Linked DNA regions of Mus musculus: region 2 is linked to region 1. The links are chromatin loops, found by intact Hi-C in ENCODE. Cell type or tissue: left cerebral cortex. All regions are shown on one strand.

Region 1 (8,000 bases):
GGATTGGTAATATAGCTGTCTTCTGAGAGGCTCTGCCAGTGCCTGACAAATACAGAGGTGGATGGTCACAGCCATCCATTGGACTGAGCACAGGGTCCCCAATGAAGGAGCTAGAGAAAGGACCCAAGGAGTTGAAGGAGTTTCCAGCCCCATAGAAGAAACAACAATATGAACTAACCAGTACCCCCAGAGCTCCCAGGGACTAAACCACCAACCAAAGAGTACACATGGTAGGACCCATGGCTCTAGCTGCATATGTAGTAGAGGATGGCCTAGTTGGTCATCAATGGGAGGAGAGGCCCTTGGTCCTATGAAGGCTCAATGCTCCAGTGTAGGGGAATGCCAGGGCCAGGAAGTAGGAGTGGGTTGGTTGGTGAGTAGGAGGAGGGGGTTTTCAGAGGGGAAACCAGGAAACGGGATAACATTTGAAATGTAAATAAAGAAAATATCTAATAAAAATAGTTGAAAAACAAGTTAAAAATAAAAAAGAAACACCCCTCTATTAATGTTAATCAAAGTACTATTTATTTCCTTCATGAGCTTAATAATAACCAGCACCTATTTACTTGGTTACTGCCTGCTCTCCTTACCTACCCTCCCCCCACATCCAATTATAATGCAGACCCCATGGGGATAGAGATCATGCCTGAGGTTTTTTATTTCATACTGTTAGTGCTGGCTCCAGTATGTGGGATGAATAAGTGAGTGTCTAAACATTCATTTTATGATGAGCACGTATCAGACTCTGAGCTAGAGACAACCAGTACTGCAGATACCAGACCCACTTCTGTCTTCATTAGCACCCTTCCCCATAGCAGGTGGGTGAAAGGGGAGGGAAATTGTAATTACATCATAGAATGACAAACACGCTGGTTGTGGGAGGTAGAGGAAGAGGAGGAGGAGGAGGAGGAGGAGGAGGAGGAGGAGGAGGATCAATCCAGATTGAGAAGGAGATGGGATCAGACAAGTTCTAGGTTTGGGCTGGAGCTTGAAAGGAAGAAGTCTGTCTGGTAAATGAGATGAAGAGGGCATTGGAGGGGAGATGTTCCAGCATCCTGCTTAGAGAGGAGATAAACAGAACCATGGCCATGCCAGAGCCCATGCCAGGGAGGACCACAGAAGAGGTAGCCTTTAGGGTGGAGACTGGCTGTCCTTATGGGGAGGGATATGGGCCAACATAGAGACCTCAGAATGGAACCCTGACTGAAGAAGGTGAAGTGCTGTCTGTTCCATGACTCCTATTCCTGGTTAACATACTCCCTTCTCCCCACATTGTTGTGGGGTGAGCAGAGGAGAGGTTTTGGGGTGATCCTGGCTGGTGGCACAGAAGCATATGTCATAAGGAACATTGGCTCTCCCTGTAGGATGTGTGCCATGCTAAGCAAAGCCTTGATGACAGGCCTATGGCCTCGTAAGAACAACCCGAGTCAGGAGTCAGCTAAGTGGTGGGAGAAAAGCATAAACTTGGCTCTTGAAAGAATTAAGATGGCAAGCTTTGGGTAATGCCTCTTGAGACTCTTGGTGCCACCGGAAGTTTGGAAAGCTGGGGTTGGGAGAGGGATGACCAGACAACAGTCGCCTATGCCCCTCCATCCCATAATGCTTCCTGTGGCTAATACTGAAGCCATGCATGACATACTGTAATCACTAGGAAGATAACAGTAAACAGTCCAAGCCCACTCGCTCCTAAGCTTATATCCTTATTCTCTCTGTGTGTGGTGTGTGCATGTGCCTCCAAGTGAGTGTGTGTGTGTAGTGTGTGTGTGATGGGTAGAGAAGAGCAGAGAGACAACAATATAAATGGGTGAAACCAAGTAGAAGACAGCTGCTAAGATGGTTACAAAGGTGATGGGTGTGGGGAGGGGCTGCTGAGGGAGAGGGAACAGGCCTGGCCTCACTTGAGGAGGTGACGTAAGAACAGAACACCAAACACTGGGGCTGTTTTTTCCCTCTTCAATTCCTTGTCCCCTCTGGACTTTGTCTCTATTTACTTGGCAGCATGGTTATTGTAGGGTAGGGTTTTATAAAATACAGGCAGTACCAAGTCATGTTCTTGGGCTCCTGTGTTCCCCATATAGCTTGCTTCACTAACGTTTGGTTTCCCTTATAGATGTGAGTGTAATTACGTCATTTACCGGGAAAAAGCAGGAGCTTAGATATTCTTGGAACTGAAAGCAAAAAACACTGGCCTATCTAAATCTGTTCAAACTGAGGTTCTTCAGGGAAGTATCAAGGGCCACAGACCTTTCCCAAAGCCTGTGTATGGAGAAAGGAAGCTGAAGGAGGAGGCGTCAATGTTTTCTTTAAGGGAGCTTTGAGTGTGCCTCTGTTCGGGGCTGGACTAGGAACTGAGAGTCGGAGTCAAGGTCATCTCTGCTGTGGGAGTAGAGAAGGAGAGGGAGTTGCAGGAAGGGAGTTTAAGGAGCCAGGCTCTTGCAACAGAGTCTTCTGGGATTACAGCAAGGCACTAGCAATAGTGGGTGCATGTGCCTCATGTTTCTGATGCCGACTTGTCTCTTCCCGTCTGAGCCCCAACAGCTGTTGCTTCTTTCTTTTCTCTCACACAGATGGATGCCTTACAGACTCCATCTAAACATTCTTGACATTTATTTTTTCCCCCCCGATCGATTTTGCTATTATTATTTTTGAATCCCAACTACATTGACCCTCTAATAGTGTGTGCATGTATGTATGTGTATGTGTGTGTGAAAGTGTGTGTGCATGCCTGGGTGTACATGTATATATGTCTATGTGAGTGTGTGTCTCTGTGTGTGTATGTCTGTGTATGTCTGTGTTTGTTAGTGTATGTATATGTCTCTCTGTGTATGACTATGTGTGTGTATGCATGAGTGTGTGTCTGTGTGTGTTTGTGAGTGGGTGTGTTTATGTCTGACTCTGTGGATATAACTGTGTGTATGTGTGAGTATGCTGAGAGAGTGTTTGTGTGCATGTGTGTGTGTCTGTGTATATATGCATGAATGTGTAAGTGTGGACATGTATCTATGTGTTGCATGTGAGTATATGTGAATATATATACGTGCGTGAGTGTGTGTATATGTGCACCTCTCTGTGTGTATGTGTGTGTGTGTATGTCTGCCTGTTGTATGTGTGTGTGTGTGTGTGTCTGTGTGTGTATGTTTGTATATGTATGTGTACTGTAGTACAAAGAATTAAACCCAGGGTCTCCTCCTATCTAGATGATCTTTTAGGAGGGAGCGCCCAAATACCCTATCAGTAGGGAAAGGGAACTCAGAATTATCCAAGTGATGGCCTCTATACATGAGATCTGGATGAAGCAGAAGCAGAGGAACCAATGTGGACCAAGGCTGGAAACAAGATAGAATCTCAGCTGTCCCAGGAAGAGCCAGTGGCTACAGACGTCCCGGATAGAGTGAGCGAAGCTACCACAGGCCCCTTTCACTCCAGATCATCTACTGTCGAAATCTCCCAACCTTTGATGCTACTTAAAGAGTAGGAAATATGGAAATGACCACATTTAAATATGACTACTGTTTTTATCTCAATTGACTGGATCAAGTTTTCTGCCAACAAGAAGAAAATTGGTGACTGAAATAGAAGTGGAGTTAGAGATGAATAAAAGAACTCACATTTTTATTTTTGCACATTTGAATCGTGTAGTTTGCAAATGAAGCGTTTTTTCTAGCCACTGTACTACTGTCAATGAGATGAAGAGATGCGGAGTTCTCTGGGAGCGAGTCCAGATGAAAATCCATTATCAGCTCTTGTGTTCTGTGACCCTAGAAAATGTGCTCAATGCTCCTGCAAAGAAAAGTTCCTTAGCTGGGGGCTAGAGATATATAGTTCAGTGTTAGAAGGCTTGCTTAATATTCCTGAGGCTCCTGAACTAAAACACACACACACACACACGCGCACACGCACATGCACACGCACACAGTAAGGCAGGCAATCATGCATGTGCTCCTTGAGCTGGTCACACTAGTGCATACCTATAATCCCAGTACTCAGGAGTAGAAGCAAGAAGATTGCCAGTTCCGAGTCAGCTTGATCTACATAGCAAGTTCCTGGCCAGCCTTTGTTATATAGTGAAACCCTGTCTCCTAAAACAAAATGACAAAGTAAAACAAGGCAAGAAAACAATAAAAATAAAACCAAAACCCTGTGGTTCGGAGACCAAGGCCGGCAGGCTATTCTCTTATGTGCTTCTCTGCAAATATTTCTTCAGTCATCACCAAAACTCATCTCATTGAACCACATTCTCAGGTCCTGGGTACTAGGATTTCAACACACACATTTGCAGGGACACACTCCAGTCCATGCCAGGTAGTATAGGAAACCAGTTGGCCCATAAGAGGTCCCTTGATCATGTGAATTCTTTTCTCCATTTCCTTAGGTTGTAGTATGAGACTTAAGCTATCAAGGGTGCCTACTCTAGGTAGAGGAGTGGGGGAACCAGTGAACAGAGACTTCCTAGACAACGTAACCTTGTTGCCATTCTCAAACTGTTTGAACTTGGCACAAGCTACCAATTTCTGATCCACCTTCTGACAACAATCAGCTAACACAAGCATCAAAATTACAATGAATTAGCAGGCTCAAAGTATGCAGCAGATGGCTTGACTTCCATCAGGGGCTTCCTAATTGGCATTTAAGTTGGACAGAGACTATTAGGAAGTGCACTGTGCTGAACAGATGTGAGATATCAGGTCCTCTGCTCTCCCTGATTTCCAAAACTGACTTTGTGAATTGGAAATGCCTGCCTGTTACGAAAAGCCCAGCTTTGATTGTCCTCTTCACACTGTTTGCTAGTCACTAGTTCTCTGGACTTTGAAGTCTACCCTAGATGCCGTTAGTAGAGGAAGCTCTAGGTGTAGCTACTGATTTCCCAGGAAGAAGCTAGTGTGTGTGTGTGTGCACGTGTGTGTATGTTCTTGCTGTTATCCCTCCTAGAATTTGTGTGAAAATCAGTGAGAGAGCTGTGGAATCCCCCGTGGTCTTCTCTCTGGGTTCCTTCTATCTTCTAAAGTGACATAGAGGATTCTCTCTCTCTCTCTCTCTCTCTCTCTCTCTCTCTCTCTCTGACTAATGCTTCTCAGATCCAGCTCATTGTGGGAGCTTCCACACACAATGATCTTCTTGAAGGCAGAGCCAGATGTGGATTCCCCTGAAGGCTGAAAGTGCCTGTCTTCATGGCTGAGGAATGGATAGTGTAAATGCGTGTCTTCCTGGCTGAGAAATGTGTGGCTTAATCAGTATTTGCGAAATGGATACTGGACTGAGTATCTGGCTGAGCTACCTTTAGCAGTTATAGTGGTCAGTCTCCTAGACATTTGTACATCCCAAAAGTTCTCCATTTCCACAGAGACAGTACCTTAGAGAAGACTTACTTCAGCTTCCAGAACCCCATAGGAATGAGGAAGATTCCATGGAAAGAGCAGGCAGCAGGCAGATAGCAATCTGTGTGCTTGGACAAGGAAGTGGGAACAGAAGTTGTCCTCATTTGCATGGTGATCCTATTTCTTATTTAGTCCCCTTTGCCTTCTATTTGTGTTTTCTTTGTCCCTCGAGGTCTTACCCATCCAAATGTTCTTGTTCCTAAAGCCCCAAATGTGAACCAAATGGCTGCTTTGGATCCCTGGGGGACATCTTGATCATTTTATTATGATATTAGCCAACTCCTCCAAAGTTTGTTTAATGAAGGTGGCGTTTACATGTCAATATAGCATATCTGGGAAAATTAATGGTACTCATTACTATTTCCTGATATGTGGGATATATAGATAATATTGTGGGAACAGTGGTGGTACCTTGGAAAGAAAGAGATCTCATATCTTATATCGACAATTAGCAATAATAGCTCACAGGAAGGCATATTATAGCTTTTTGACAATGATGGAGAATATTAACCATTACCTAGCATTTGCTCTACCTATGTCTCTTAGCTACCTATGAGGCAAAGTGGATTGACATTCCAAATATGTAGATGAGGAAGTGGGATTCCAGAGGGTTAATAGTCCTAACCAGGACACCTATAGCCTACATTTCCTTCCTGAGGCCTGGGGGGATCATTGCAGAAGAGGGGGCAGAAAGGTTTTTTTAAGAGCTAGTGTCAGTGAAGTAGTTTCTAGGCACAGTGGGGCAACTGAACATATGAACTCCCAGCAGCTGTGACAGTCTGGCTCTGGAAGAGAATAGTGACTTTTTCAGGAATATATATGCATTGTGCCTCACCAGGATAGTTCCCCATTTTGGAGTCATTCAGATAAGGCTAAACACAATCTTAAAGGCTTTGTAGAAAAGAGCTATAAGTTAAACAGGCATCATGCCAGGTGACTGCTACATGTCTTCCGGTTCTAACACACCAGGAGAGAATGTTATCATCATGGCCAACAAGTGGGAATAAACCAAATATCTATCACTCAGAGAATCAGTCAACACAATGCAGGCTATTCATACAATGGGCTATTATTCTGAAACGAGGAAGGGAATACAGATCCTGACTCCCATTATAACAGGGGTAAACATTGAAAACTTCCTGCTTAGAGGAAGGAGCCAGAGCACATATATGTTGTTCGAGTCACAGAAAGTGTCTCCCTGGAGGCAGAAGCCAGGGGAATGGCTGCTTAGCCAGTGTAATGGAATATATTTTCAGGACTGTGAATCCATTCTAGAGCTAACAGTGGTGACTGTGCAGTTGTAATATACTGAAACTGCTGATCTGTATACTCTAAATGGAGGCCTGGCATGGCCAGATAATTCTATCTCTGTAAAGTCACTCAAAGATGAAGAAGAGTGTGAGTTAAATTACAAGAGAGACAAAGAGTTTGGGTTCTAAGGCTGTGAGACCTAGGCCTATGCTGCCTTGCAGGACTGAAGAGAGAATAGGCCTGAAAGAAGAGGTCTCACCCTACAGGGTGTTGATAATTAGAAGACAGTTCTGTGGGAAGGTGAGGGAAGGCTGGCCAGCAGCAAGACAGGAAATCTGTTGGTGGGTGAGAATGTGGGAACATGTAAAAGGTGGGAGGCAGCGCTGAAGGTCGAGTTTCTCGGCTTCCAGCCCAGCCCTGCTGAGATCTGCACCTGAGCCGCCTTCCCAGTGGATGCTGCAGCATTCAAACCTCCGCACACACTCAGGCAACGAGAGGAATAATTTTTCTCTCAGTTCTGTTATCTCTTGTCGATGTGTCTACATGTCTTGAAACACTCCCACCCCCATCTTTGTTTTCTGTTTTATGCTTACCGGTGTAGTTTCTCTGTCCTTGGCGTGTGTGATTTCTTGTTTTTTATTACTATTAATAACTCGGGTTGAACTTATGTGTTTCATTTATTTCTCCCTTGGGCCCTTTATGACTTTATCATAAAGGCTTCTCAGGTACAAACAGGAAGATTCATTAATAAACTTAAAATGAAGGGGACCTGTTTTTAAAGCACTTCTAAGATGAAAAATTTTGTGTAATAAAAATAAGGACAAAGATCTCTGGCATTTATTTGAACAATTTACCCAATAAACAACTTGAGAGACTCCTTGAAAGGCCCTTCTGTTTCTTTACATTATCATGGGTTCTTTATAGGGACATGGGCTCATGTCTTATCCAGGGCTTGTTCAAAGAATTTGCTCAGCTAAACCAAACACAAGATTTCTCATTTATTCATCAATTCAACGTTTTCATTCATTCATTCAACAACTATTGAGTGTTTGCCTATGAACTAGGCACCCTGTTGGTTATAGAAATATAAGGAATGAGAGAGCCTGGTGTGTCTCTCATGGCACATATCTAGCAGGAGAAGCAGAGAGTAAGAGACACATAATCTCAAATAAGTAAGTGGTTAAAATTATAATGTGTTACAAAGGAAGAATGATTGTAATATACACACATATGTGTGTATATACATGTATTCTTTAGTTTCTTGCTTTCATTTATTATTACTTGCTAAAGAAGTTTCTAAATGATATTGACAAAGGTTGAAGGAAAGAAAATGAAAAAGGTAAAGCCATCCATTCAAAATATTAACACACATAC
Region 2 (8,000 bases), 140 kb after region 1:
AATGATTAAAGTACAAGTTTGATAACTGTTACCCAAAGCATGCTTTGCCCAAATCATTTATTTCTTCCGTTCAAATGGTTGCCTGGATCTCCAAAAAAATACGATAGGTGTCACATTAAATCAAAACATCAATCCATTCAACCCAGTCCTCTCTCCCTAATGACCCTTTAAGGGAAAGCTTGGGGCAGACCAGAGTGATTTATAATTTCATGCCAGAGAGTTAAAGCTCAAAAACTAAACAATTTTTATAACCATATGGATTTCTCAACACAGATTAATTTTTAATGTTGCTTGGTATTCTCTCACAGAACATTGAAGTCACATACAGTTCTTAGGAAGAGGCTGTGCATTTGCTGTGCTTTTAGAGATGTGGACCAAGGTCCAGCTGGTCCACACAATGGCTGCCTTTAGCTTTGTGTTACCTTCTTTTAAAATCTTAGCTACACCTGAACACTTAATAACTCTTCAGCCCTTACCTACACCTTGTTGGGAGAGGAGCGTGACCCTTTCACTTTTTGATCTCCAAGAACCTGTCCACATGAACTATTTCTTTAGGAATGAAGTAAAACATCCAGTGGGCTGATGTCTGTGTTGGCTTCAGCTGGGCTTGACTGTTTGCACACAGCGCCTTTCTTATGATAGTCTGGCTGGCAGTGCAACTCTTGGGCAGGAAGAGGAGATCATACTGATGTTTTTACTCCTCAATCTTCACCCTCACCTACCCTCCCTCTCTGACCTTTTCCTGAACTTCGCCTGAGTCCAGAGTTTGATTGGGGCTTTGTTTTGTGCTTTGGGCAAGAGTTTTGGGTCAGCTGAGGTCAGTTCTCATCTTATCTACAGTGGTTTGCCCTCCGTAGTTCCCAGTGGAAAAGCTTCAACAAAAATACATTTATACATAGGTCTTAGCTTTCATTGAGTGCTTTGTTTGCAGGAGAGGCTGGGTTCTTGTTCCCAGGGGCACTTAATGTCTTAAGCAATGTTTTATTAACTTTTTTGATAAAAACAACTTTTTAGTCCTAGTCCAGATTCTGAATCTAGAAGCTTATGGATGTCTGATACTTCTTATGGTTTTAATTACAGAAGAAGCCTGTCATGTTAAAGCCATTATAGAGGAGCTAAGAAGAAGGGCAAGAACATCCAAGATCAGAAAGATTCAAAAGTAACTCTTCAAACAAAGAGTACAGAGCGACCCCATGAGGTGCACGGCACAGGGCTCCACAGAAATGGGGAGAGTGAATGAGTGAGAGTGAGGTTTGAAGAGAATTAATTTAGGGCTGAAAGTAGGCTTGGGATCATGATTTCAGGAAGTTTCAATCCATCATGGTGGAGATAGCATGGCAGAAAGCAAGGCTCACCCAGCAGCTCAGAGTGACAGAAATATGAGGTGGAGGAGGCTGTTCACTTTGTGGTCATCCAAGAAGCAAGCAAGACAGGGAGTAGCCAAGGGTAATGTGGCTCCCCTTCCCCAATCAGCAATGACCTTTTTCCAACCATCCACTTGAGAGAAATATAAAGATTAAGGGGAGAGGATATTCACCTGCCACCTAGACCCCATCCCCCAGACACAGACCCACTTCCTCAGTCTAGACTCAGCTTCCCATTGTTGCTATGTTTTATTTCCTTTTTCTCTTCCTTTAGGTTTAATTTGAAGATATTTTCTTTTAGCTTGCTCTTTTTTAGAACTTATTTATGCTAGCTCTTACTATTTTTCATTGTGTACACTTTAAGGCATATAATTATATTTAGCTATAAGTGCCATTTTGGTTTTACCTCAATAGCTATGTTTTTATGCTTTTCTATTTATTTATTTTAAAATATCTTATTTTTTTTTTGTTGCAATTACATTTCTGAACTAGTGGTTGTTTGAGGGAATACTGATAAATTCCTATAAATCTGAGAAACTTCTAAAAAATATCTGTACTATTATTTTCACCTAAATCCACTATGGTTTGACATATATACTTTGAAATAATACAATTTGGAATTTGCTTAGACATTGTTTATAAACTAACACAAAATGTAATACATTTTGATTAGATTTTATGTGTATGTATTAACAATATGTATACTAATAATGTAGAGTATTATCATCTAGATCGAGATCTATATAGACATGTATAGTTGTAATTCTACTATAGATATAGATATCTTTTTGGACACATCTCTATGTCTCCATGTCTGTATCTATGTCTTAAAGCTGCTTATCACGCATTTTAAATGATTTAGATGTGAGCACTACTTTTCTTAAAGTCATTCTCATCTAAGTGATTTTACTCACTCAGTATTCCAAGTCACATTATTTTTCATCCATTCACTTTTAGTCTCTCTAGGTTTTTATATTTAAAACATGCATTTTATAAAGAGTGTAGTGTATGCTTCTTCCATCCCTTGTGATACATTTTATTTTTTAATTCACGTATTAATCTATGCACATTTAGTGTAACGGGTACAATTTCTCATCTTAATACATGCATTTTTCTATTTTAAATGCTTATTTGCTTATTTTTATTATTCCTTGTTTTTTTGTTAATAAACATCTTTATTATTTGTAACTTTCCTTCATTATTCACTTTTAAATATTCTTTCAGTGGTTACCATAGAGACTTACAATATGGTCTTATGACTAAGAGAAATTTGGAGTATTAGCAGCTTTTTGAAAATTCAACGACCTTAGAATATGCTATCATGATAGAACATGCAGCCTTTCTTCTTTCCTGCCACTGATATCATAACTGCAGTTGTACAAATACTTTAAATTCTCCATGTTTGTGATACATGCCTGTCTGTCACATTTCCCAACATACCTCTACTATACCCTCCTTGTCATCCAGTTCTGACATCCCTCTTCCTAAGTATCTTAGACTTCAACTTGTCAAGGAAACTCCTCTGTGGCCACAGATGGTGCTGTGCCCACATTATCTGCTGGACCATTGCTGTGTTGCACTGGCCTCTTTAGGTCCTCACCTCCTCACTGACCACTCTAAATACTAAGATATCCAGAGGCCTGAAACTGGAGATTATTTATATTTTAATGTCTTCTTATTGAATTCAATGCCTGACACTTTGCAAGCACATGTTTAATGGGTAAGTGACACGACAAAGGTTACACCCCCCACCCCTGTCCATTGAATACCCTCTGTGGTATTTTCTAAGTTCTTCTTTGGATCAGTCAAGCATTGACTGAATCTTAGGTCTCTTAGTAATGAGGGGAGCACCTGTGTCACTCTCATTGTACAGATGAATACATTAATGTTCAGAGATTTTATGTTTCTCAAAATCATAAAGCCAGAAAATGGCAAGGCTGAGGTACAGCGTCTAGGCTGACTCTGGAACACAAAGGCTTACCACAAATGCACAGACTAATGGACTTCTTAACATCTGTTGGACCCATTTCCTTCCCACTTTCCATCAATTACCATCTAGAGTTGAACACTGATGACAATGTCATTCCCAGTAGAAGACTTTCTGGATGATGGTCACCCACAGTAAATGCTTATAAATAATCTAGAAAGTAAGTGAAGATACAATTGTTATCATACATAGATCTAGCAAACAAGTACCTGAGTTATTAATATTCCTGAGGTAGGATGAGATTGGAATGGGCTAGATACTCGAACAATATGAAATTCAAATTCTCCTAAAGATCTAGGTGTGAATTAGACTCTTGGAAACAGATTTGAGCTGTTGCAGGCTATTTGTATAGATGGCTTTAAGTATATTCGTTGTGCCTGCTCATTGAACACAATCATGCATATTCTATAGGCACAAGAAAATGCCAGTGTGTTAAGCATGGTGGCCTCCCTTTTCTAAAAAGATAATAAGGATCAAAGCATTATGCACAAGTTCACTGTGACCTGAGGGAGTTAAAGAATCTTCTAGGAGAGATTGACTTCTGAAGAGCGTGCCAAGTAGCACCCCAGAGGCTGCTGAACACCAGGGCACCATTTCCTTCCTCTCAGAAGCCTCTTCTGTGCTGTGCCAAAACTCACATCACTGTAGAATGCGGACGTGACATGCCCGATCCTGAGAGGCAGACACTGTTCTAGGGTAACCTTTTGGAGGCAGCTTCATCTTGCTGCCTGGGAACATGTTTCTTGGCTGTTGCCAAGAACATGGGGAGGAAGTAGGAGGAGCTGTTGGATACCACACGTTGTCTTCATAGTATATTACTTCAATGTCCAATTCTTTTCAGTTTCAGCAGCAGCCTGCCTGGAGTTTCACATTTCAGGTAGTGACTGATGGGACAGGTGGGACTTGCTGCTTCTGGTAAGGAGAGAGGGGTTTATATACTATAGCTGCTATGCAAATTTGCTATGCAAATCTAAAATGCCATTATATCATACATTACATATACTATGATGGGAATAGTAAACGTTGAGTTGCAAAGAAATCATGCATAGCAGCAGGAACAAAACCTAAGATGAAATCGGTTGTGAAAATTGGCTCCCTTAATTTAATTGGAGTTAAGAGAATTTAGAGACCTTGCCTTAACCTAGGGAAATGGGAATGAAAATAGGTTTAGGAGATTAAAGGGAAGGCATTTGGGGATTTATTTAGTAGAAAGAATTAACTCATGGTGTTGTCTACGGTTTGTACAACAGAATGTATTTTCCAAAACACACTAATTCTGCCAGCTAATGTGATCTGAATACCCTGTTTGTACAAGTGAAGAAGTTAGGTATCTAAGCACGGGTCCGTTGTCTATTACCTCTTGTCTAGGAAAGACAGTGTGGGCGAGAAACTGAGACCCGCTCTTCTGGTTCCAAATCCTATTAATGTTTTTCCTGGAATATAGAGTCATTGTTGAAAGTCCTCAGTGTATTTGAATAGGATATGACTATTACGTCATTTCTAGCATGCTGCCTAACTTTAGACCAAAGCACTGGGAACAGAATGACATTCGTGTGGGCTTGAGGGTTTTGTACTGGGCTTGGCACTCTTGTATGGAGGAAGTCATACAAAACTATAACTAGTACCCTGACCTGTACACTGACCACAGGATCCAATATTTCCTATCACTCAGCCTTCCTCTTTCCCCCCTTGGGAGTAGAACAGATTTTGTCAACAAATGTGGTTTGGGCACCGTGCTGGGCACATGGGGAATAGAATAGAGATTTATTGCAAAGCTCTAGATCCCAGGAGCCTGCAAGTGAGACTAATAAATGCCCATGTAGGAAATCTGTGGTGCCAGTTCTCTTAGAAGGGGTGTTTCCAAGAAAGAACAGACCTAAGAAGAGAAACTGCAACAAGCCGGGGACCCTGCCAATGGGCATCAACGAGGAGCTAAGTAGACTGAAGAGGGCAGACACTTATCTCCAAGTGAAGGAACAACATTGGCCAAAGCTTATCAGACACTGGAGCAAGAGAAAAAATGGATTGTTTGACCTCTCTCTTATTAAACATGTGTACAAGTACGTGTGTGTGTGTGTGTGTGTGTGTGTGTGTGTGTGTGCCTGTCTGTCTGTCTGTCTGTCTGTCTATCTGTCTGTCTATCTGTCTGTCTGTCTGTGCATATGCATGTGGAAGCTGGAGGACAACCTTCATGGTAGTTCCTCAGTTAATTCGAATTTGTTTTGTGAGGCAAAGACTCTCATTGGCCTTGAGTTCACCAAACAGGTCAGGCTGGCTTGTTGGCAAGTACTAACAGGCATCTGCCTGTCTCTGCCTCCCCACTAGCACTGGGATTAGAAGCGTAAGCCACCCTGTCAGGCTTCCCCCTCTTTCTTTCATGTGAGTTCTAGGGAAGGAAACTCAGGTACTTAGTCTTGGTTGGTAGATAAGCACATTACTGTCACCCCAGCCCCTAAACAGTTCTTTCACTGGAAGGATTCCTTAAAAAAACCAGACAACTCAAAAGCAGGAACAATGGGAAGAGGTTTTTATCTTTGATGATCCTCCTGCAAATGCTACCTACCCTTGCTCGATATGCCCTTACTGTTGACAAGGATGCTTTTGGAGAGGTGGACCACTCATACTTAGTATATGTGATTCTGAGGGAAGAGAAAGTTGTGGGCAGATAGAAAAGAAGGGTGCAGAGGCGGTAGGTTTCTATCAAACATATTGCCCCATGGGAAGAAGCAGTCCCCAAGATACATGCTCTCCCTGGTCTTTGGAGTCTGGATTCTGTCATTGACCTTCCTCTGGGAGATTTCCCATTTTCTTTCCTCTTCCTTGCTCACTACATACTTTTTCTGCTTATGGAATATCTGGTATTTTTAGCCCAAGCAGTTGCTGTGGCAACCACTAGAGCTGAACATTTTGTTTCCCAAGAACAAATGCTTGCTTAAATATAAAAGCGTTTTTCTGTTGTTCAAAAGAACTGAATTTTCTAGCATGTAATTCAGCGCATGTGAGTGAAATTGACATTTCTCTCCTTGTATGGACTCCCAACCATGGCCATATTCTCCAAGGTTGGGGGAGATAGGATTAATCTTTACACCAGATATTGTGATATTTTTCAAAAAGGAGAATAAGAAATGATTTTATTCTGTTTAATTTGCTCCAATATTTTGGAAGATCTCAACAAGGAGTATTCCAGAGAAGGAGATGGGGGTTGCTGCCTCTTCCTCCGTAAGTGAGGAAGTGAATTCACAGACAACGACAACCTTATCTGGTCCTTCAATAAAGAGATGCCATCTTTCTTGTGTCCAGCTCACCCGCAGACAGTGCTAGTGCTGAAGAAAACAACTTTCTGTTGAATATTTTGACCTTTCTCTACTTTCTAGAAAATTTCTTGACCATGTCTGAGTATTCTTTTGATTTTTTTTTTTATCCCAAGAACACTGCATGCACACATTATAGACTGTAGACTGCAAACATCTCTCTATTTTGGTATCCAAGACTCTAGAGCTTATTCTAGCATCTAGGTTTTTTCCCAAGTACATTGGAGTGTAAGAAACGACCTCCCACACATTTAAATGAGAAATTCTTAACACTGGCTGTGTGAACTCGGGTGAAAAAAAATTCACAATGTTATTTTTGCTAATCTCAAATGAAGATTCATTATTATCCTTCTCTATAAATACAGATAACAAAATTCTGATGGTCACTTTGTAACTACTCTGAGCCTTATTCCATTACCATTGTAAGAGTTATTTAAAATGTTTGTGCCTTTTTATCATTATGTTGAAACTATGGGAATCATCAGGTATATAGAAAATACACAGACAGACATACACAGAATCATACTTACAGACACATAGACACATGCACACATAGACAGACAGACACACACAGAAACATACTTACAGACACACACAAACATAGACACACACACACACAAACATATATACACACACATGCACACACACAGATACACACACATACACAAAAACTCCTAAGCAGTTGTTTTTATGTTGGAAATTACACTTGAATATAATTGTCTTCTATTATAATATTTTATTTTATATACTTAATTTTTTTTTTGAGAAAAAGGGGTTTTCAAGACTATCAAAAGGGGTCATGTCACACCAAACACTTCCTAAAGTCTCGCCTGTTTTCTTGCAGTGACATGCTGCCATTTCTGTATCACTGGCAAGCTCAGGCTTAAGGAATCAGTTCACTGAAGTTTGAATCATGCTCTTCTGTAGCATTACCTGGATCTTGTTGAAAGGAGATGTGGTTTGGATGAGGTATCTCCCATAGGTCTTGTACATATGAATATTTGGTCTCCAGGTGCTGACCCTATTTAGGTAGGTATGGGTTTGCTAGTGGAAGTATGGTCACAGAGGGGGCAGTTTTGAGAGCTTAAAGACTTGAACATTCTGAATTTTCTCTCCCTGCTTCTTCTTTGGTTTGTGGGATGTAACTCCTCGTCTCTTAGCTTCCTGTTTTAATCACTATGCCGGTCTACTACCACACTACCTGGCTATGATGATAGTGGACCCATCCCTGTGGATCTAATGACAATAATTTAATATAAGCTGCTTTGGTCATAGTGTTTGATCTCAGCAATAGAAAACTAATTACTACACTACACCATGAACTACACCATGAAGCTT

The links. Peaks named below come from ENCODE experiments on the same cell type or tissue, not always from the same donor. Only the 100,000 strongest peaks of a DNase experiment are listed, where the experiment ranks them.
Region 2: a loop joins it to region 1, with 3.0 times the contacts of the local background. A loop is called at or near these places in 2 of 42 quality-filtered maps.

What each region holds. Positions count from the first base shown.
Region 1 is chr1:164,541,249-164,549,248 of GRCm38, forward strand. No RefSeq gene overlaps it. Among named protein-coding and RNA genes, the nearest start is that of Gm26685, 42 kb to the left of the region's middle. In left cerebral cortex, no CTCF peak of the experiment used is centred here; DNase peaks (open chromatin) are centred at 2,135, 2,440, 3,643 and 6,990; H3K27ac peaks cover 1,804 bases.
Region 2 is chr1:164,677,761-164,685,760 of GRCm38, forward strand. No RefSeq gene overlaps it. Among named protein-coding and RNA genes, the nearest start is that of Dpt, 110 kb to the right of the region's middle. In left cerebral cortex, no CTCF peak of the experiment used is centred here; DNase peaks (open chromatin) are centred at 4,082, 4,909, 5,749, 6,222 and 2 more places; H3K27ac peaks cover 4,538 bases.